Regions from separate parts of the Homo sapiens genome. Here region 2 is linked to region 1. A link is a loop called in an ENCODE intact Hi-C map of the cell type or tissue named here. Cell type or tissue: B cell. All regions are shown on one strand. Links, peaks and the distances in the headings refer to the core of each region. The heading gives the core; the rest is flanking DNA. Region 1 holds the start of LOC107985282 (a long non-coding RNA gene). Region 2 has its middle 14 kb from the start of CERS4.

Region 1 (2,902 bases), core at 271-2,770:
TTCCAGGGGCATAGACATTAAGAAATTGCACGCTGAGCCCGAGTGTGGTGGCTTGTGTCGGTAATCCTAGCACTTTGGGAAGCCATAGTGGGAGAATGGCTCAAGACCAGGAGTGCAAGACCAGCCTGGGCAACATACCAAGACCCTATCTCTACAAAAAAATAACAAAAATTAGCTGGGTGTGGTGGCATGCTCCTGTAGTCCCAGCTGCTTGGAAGGCTGAGGCGGGAGGATCACTTAAGTCCAAGAGTTCAAGGCTGTAGTGAGCTGCAATGGTGCCACTGCACTCCAGTCTGGGCAACAGAATGAGACCCCATCTCTTTAAGAAAGAAAAATTGTGGCCAGGTGTGGTGGCTCACACCTGTAATCCCAGCACTTTGGGAGGCTGAGGCAGGTGGATCACCTGAGGTCAAGAGTTCGAAACCAGCCTGGCCAGCATGGTGAAACTCCGTCTCTACTAAAATAAAAATTACCCGGGCATGATGGCAAACACCTGTCATCCTAGTTATTCAGGTGGGTGAGGCAAAAGAATTGCTTGAACCCGGGAGGCAGAGGTTGCAGTGAGCCGAGATCGCGCCACTGTACTCCAGCCTGGGCAACAAGAGCAAAACTCCGTCTCAAAAAAAAAAAAGAAAAAGAAAAAAGAAAAATTGCATGATTAGCTTCTAGTACCCCGAAAGCTTAGAGGGCAAGTAGAAGGAGGAGCTTGCTTTTTGGGGAAACTTTAATCAGCAGAGGTAGGCCTGGGGAGGCCTCCGCAGGACCGTATGAACCCTGAGCCCACTGTGGGAGCAGAGCAGCCCCCTCCTCACCCAAGGAAGCTTCTATCCTTGACTGTCCCCCTTGCTGACTGAGTGACCTGTGATCTGTCTCTAGTCATTTCTTGCTTTGAGCCTTGGGCTTCCCAGTTCCCACGTTTCCTTTATGGGAATGTTTATGGAGATCAAGCCAACCATGCCTGTTAAGGGTGGGTTATTTTTCTAGAGAGTTTGACCACCTGAGCTAACATCCTTGCACCCTCCCACCTGTCCATCTGTCTATTCTACTCATTCATCCATGTAGCAAACATTTATGTGGCATCTAATGTGTCCAGCCCTGTCTGAGGCTCTGAGGATACAGCAGTGACTCAAACAACATTCTTTTCTTTCATGAAACTTATGCCTTGGGGTGAAGAAGACACCCCAATGAAACAGATCAACTGGGACAAGAGGGTTGAAGGAACTACACAGGATCAGGAGACAGAATAATATGGTGGCCTCTTTGGTGGTAGTCTGAGAAGTCTTCTTGGAGGAGGTGACATTTGAGCTGAAATAAGAATGATAACACAGTCAGACATGTATGTGACTGTCTGGGGTGCAAACATGGTACAAGTGAGCTTGGTGAGTTGGAAGCCCAGCAAGCAGCAGTTGCTATGGATTAAGCTGGGGAGGCAGAGGTGGGGAGGCAGCAGGGCCAGAATGTAGAGGGCAGGAATGTGTGCAGAAATAAGGGGCTCAGGTAAGGCGGAACCTTGAACTTGGGGTCCACCTTGGGGTCTTTGGGGGGAGTGGTACCTCAACCGGCAGCATCTCTGGTCACTAACACCCTGTGGGACCTCTGCTCAGAGAGGCTCAGAGTGGAAGAGACAGGTCCGTCTGGAAGGGACAGCCAGGACCCGGTGCAGAGGCAGGCTGTGGTTATCTGCAAACAGCCCCCTTCCTTCCAGCATGTCACGTGCTCCCGCCTGAGCCTCTGGCCGCAGGAATCAGGTGACCCCAGGCAGCGGGCCAGGCTGCAGGGGCGGGTGAGTGAGTCAATGTATGCAAGTGTGTGTGTGTGTGTGTGTGTGTGTGTGTTTTCATCTCTGGGAGGCCCAGACATCTGGGGTCTGAATTAATTGCCTTTTTCACAACCATGGACAAGTCCTGTATTTCCAGCTAGATTGAAAGCAAAACAAAACAAACCTATGTGCATAGCTCTGATCTGCTGAGCAGTGCCAGGGTCCTTGGGGGTTCGGGGAAGCCGTGGGAACCAGTCCTTCTCACTCAGACCCCTGAAGAGGGGCAGGGATCCTCTACTCATGCCCCCTAACCCACCTCCCGTGTCAGTACAAAGCCCCATTCTCTCTCTTTCCCCCAATCTGGGGCTATTTTTAGCCACTAAGAAGGATTATCAGTTTGGTTCCCAGGTGGCAGGGGCCAAGCTGGGAGTGGGGCCAGGGAGGCTTCAAACAGCAGCCAGGCTTGGGGGCGGGTGGGGTGAGGGGAGAAGAGGCTGGTCACACTGGCCCTGCCACCCACGCGGTGGCTCTGCAGATGACCCTGAAGCTGCTGTCGTCCAGCCCAGCCCAAACACTTCAGCTGCAGCTTTAAGGGAAGGTGGCAGGGGCAAGGAAAGCTTCCAGCAGCCTTAGGCACCTCAGATGCTGGAAACCGTCCTAAGGGCTTGGAAGAACCATCTAGAAGCCTCCATAGGCCAGCACCCCTTCTTTCCAGACCACTCCCCATCCTGCCCCCACCTCCTGTCTAGCAGTAACTATCACAGTCTAAGCTGTTTTTTGGGGGGTTTTTTTCCGAAACAGGATCTGCTCCGTCACCCAGGCTGGAGTGCAGTGGTGTGATCACAGCTCACTGCAGCCTCAAACTCCTGGGCTCAACCAGTCCTCTCACCTCAGCCTCCTGAGTAGCCGGGATTACAGGTGTGTGTCACTATGCCCACCTAATTTTTAAATTTTTTTGTCTTGCTATGTTGCCCTGGCTGGTCTCGAACTCCTGACCTTAAGCAATCCTCCCACTTCGGCCTCTCAAAGTGCTGGGTGTGAGCCACTGCACTCGGTCCTCTAAATTTTACTAGGTGCTCACTCCACCTCAGGTGCCATTCCGAACCACTCCATGTGGAAGAGGGGCTATTGTTTGTTCCATTT
Region 2 (2,902 bases), core at 128-2,627, 45 kb before region 1:
CCTTTCCTCCAGGGAAGTCCCCACTCCCTGAGCCACCCCAGGGGACTCCTGGGCTGGAAAGAACTGAGAAACCCCAGGCCTCTTGCTCCTCCAGAGTTGCAGGGGGACAAGGCAGAAACCCCAAAGGTCCCGAGACCCTGAGCTTGGACACTGCCCCTCTTTTCCTGCAGCCTCTTCCTGTGTCCCCAGCCCTGCACTCCCATCCCCTCCCCCAACTCTGCTGGCCCAGCCCTGGCCTCCCTCCCGCACTCATTTCCGGAGGATGCCCCAGCCTGTTGCAGACATGGGGGAAGTCCAGCCTAGTTGGGGATGTCACAAGGGGGTGGGGTTAGGGCTATTTCTTTTATTTTTTATTTTTTTATTTTTTTATTTTTTTTGAGATGGAGTCTCGCTCTGTCACCCAGGCTGGAGTGCAGTGGCACCATCTCGGCTCACTGCAACCTCTGCTTCCCGGGTTCAAGCAATTATCCTGCCTTAACCTCCCGAGTAGCTGGGATTACAGGCACACGCCGCCACGCCCGGCTAATTTTTTGTATTTTAGTAGAGATAGGGTTTCACCGTGTTGCCCAGGCTGGTATCGAACTCCTGAACTCAGGCAATCTGCCCACCTCAGCCTCCCAAAGTGCTAAGATTACAGGCATGAGCCACCGTGCCCAGTCAGGGCTGTCTTATGTCTAGTTCATACTCTAAATGTTCAGACTTGACATGCCCCAGCCTATCTCCAGCCACCCTCCTCCACCGCCCAGCCCGGCAGCCCACATCCTCACTGACACGGATATCAGGCAGGCTTCCTTCAAGACCGCTGTTTTTGCCCGTTCTCAACTAGAGCCCATAGCCTTGCTCAGACACACAGGCTTGGAAGGCCACTAACTCACTGCCAGACCTTGGGCAAGTCGCTCCACCTCCCTGATCCTGCCCTTCTGCATCTAAAAAGTGAAGTATTAAAGGAAAATGCATCTGTCTGCACGAAAGCAGAAACACAGCTCCTAGGTTCTGGTTCCAGCGGCTCACAGGCTGTGTGACTTTGGGCCAGTGTCCTAACCTCTCTGGGCTTCGGTTTCCTCACCTGTCAAAGAGGAATTAAGAGGACCCACCTCACAAGGCTGTTGCAGGATCAGATGAGTTCATTTCAAATAGTGTCTGCAGCCTGAGCAACTTAGTGGGACCCCATCTCTAACAAAATTTAAAATGTGGCATGAACCTGTAGTCCCAGCTACTTGGGAGGCTGAAGATGGCTTGAGCCTGAGAGCTGGAGGTTGCAGTGAGCTATGATTATGCCACTGTACTCCAGCCTGGGCAACAGAGTGAGACCCTGTCTTTTTTTTTTTTTTTTTTTTTTTTGTGACAGAGTCTCACTCTATCGCCCAGGCTGGAGTACAGTGGCATGAGAGATGAAACACACCCCAACCAGGTGTCTGCCTTGCAGCTGGGACTAGCTTCTCCCCATACTTCCTCCTGTCTTTACCCAAGGGGCCTTCAACTACCGTGCACCTCCCTTCTGAGCAGACACCAAGGACATCCTGTCTCCAGCCCAGACACACACTCTGAGCTTCCTCTATGTGCACCTCCCACAGCCCCCTGGAGATCTGCACCTTCTAACATCCAATGCCACATCTTCCCTCCAGATCTGCTTTCACCCTGTGCTCCCTGCCCAGAGATGGGCACCGAGCCAGGCCCGCCTGCCCAGCATAGTCCAGGCCTGGGGGGTAGACCTTCCCATCCTCTGCCTCCCCCTCCTCCCTTCCCTGGGTCCCCCAGACTCCAGACACCCTCATCTCGGAACCGGACTCTGTTTTGCTCCGTTCTCTCCACTCACCTCCCACCCTGCAGCCCTGGTCACTCTATTTTTTTTTTTTTTGAGACGGATTCTCGCTCTGTCACCCAGGCTGGAGTGCAGTGGCGCGATCTTGGCTCACTGCAAGCTCCGCCTCCCGGGTTCACACCATTCTCCTGCCTTAGCCTCCGGAGTAGCTGGGACTACAGGTGCCCACCACCACGCCTGGCTAATTTTTTGTATTTTTCCTAGAGACGGGGTGTCACCGTGTTAGCTAGGATGGTCTCGATCTCCTGACCTCGTGATCCACCCGCCTCAGCCTCCCAAAGTGCTGGGATTATAGGCATGAGCCACCACGCCTGGCTTAATTTTTATTTTTATTTTTTTGAGATGGAGTTTTGCTCTTGTTGCCCAGGCTGGACTGCAGTGGTGCGATCTCGGCTCACTGCAGTCTCCACCTCCCAGGTTCAACCAATTCTCTTGCCTCAGCCTCCCGAGTAGCTGGGATTACAGGAACCCTCCACCATGCCTGGCTAATTTTTGTATTTTTAGTAGAGAGGAGGTTTCACCATGTTGGCCAGGCTAGTCTCGAACTCCTGACCTCAAGTGATCTGCCTGCCTCGGCCTCCCAAAGTGTTGGGATTACAGGCATGAGCCACTGCACCTGGCCTTGTTGTTTTTTTGAGACAGGGTCACCCATGCTGGAATGCAGTGGTACCATCATAGCCCACTGCATCCTAGAACTGTGCTCAATCGATCCTCCCACTTCAGCCTCCCAAGTAGCTGGGGCCGAAAGCACGTGCCGCCAGGTCTGGTTTTGTTTGTTTGTTTTTGTAGAGATGGGGTCTCTATGTTGCCCAGGCTGGTCTCAAACTCCTGCCCTTAAGCAATCCTCCCACATTGGCTTCCCAAAGCATGGGAATTACAGGCATGAGCCACACTACACCGGCCCAACTTTTGTTTCAGTGGAGCCCCTTCTCTCCTCCACAGCTCCTCTTCACACTCACCCACCCCCTCAGCTGAGGGACACTTCCTCTTTGGGATCCTACTCATGCCTCGAACATCCTGTTCTCACCCACACCTCCCCATCAAACGCCCCCAGTACTGACCTGGATTGACCAAGGAGCC

What was found. Peaks named below come from ENCODE experiments on the same cell type or tissue, not always from the same donor. Only the 100,000 strongest peaks of a DNase experiment are listed, where the experiment ranks them.
Region 2: it touches region 1 in a loop (4-fold over the local background); 28 of 110 quality-filtered maps call a loop at or near these places.

What each region holds. Positions count from the first base shown.
Region 1 is chr19:8,238,781-8,241,682 of GRCh38, forward strand. The region is part of intron 2 of CERS4 (ceramide synthase 4); the gene reads left to right. LOC107985282 (a long non-coding RNA gene) reads right to left here and starts at 1,714. Exons shown (of 2, transcript XR_001753859.2): 1 at 1,554-1,714; 2 at 1,123-1,305. RefSeq lists a silencer at 1,736-1,785. In B cell, for the core only: no CTCF peak of the experiment used is centred there; a DNase peak (open chromatin) is centred at 1,741; H3K4me3 peaks cover 398 bases; H3K27ac peaks cover 1,536 bases.
Region 2 is chr19:8,193,905-8,196,806 of GRCh38, forward strand. No RefSeq gene overlaps it. Among named protein-coding and RNA genes, the nearest start is that of CERS4, 14 kb to the right of the region's middle. RefSeq lists enhancers at 332-451, 892-941, 1,316-2,169, 1,552-1,651, 2,170-2,902 and 1 more. In B cell, for the core only: no CTCF peak of the experiment used is centred there; DNase peaks (open chromatin) are centred at 177, 927 and 1,487; H3K4me3 peaks cover 1,733 bases; H3K27ac peaks cover 2,500 bases.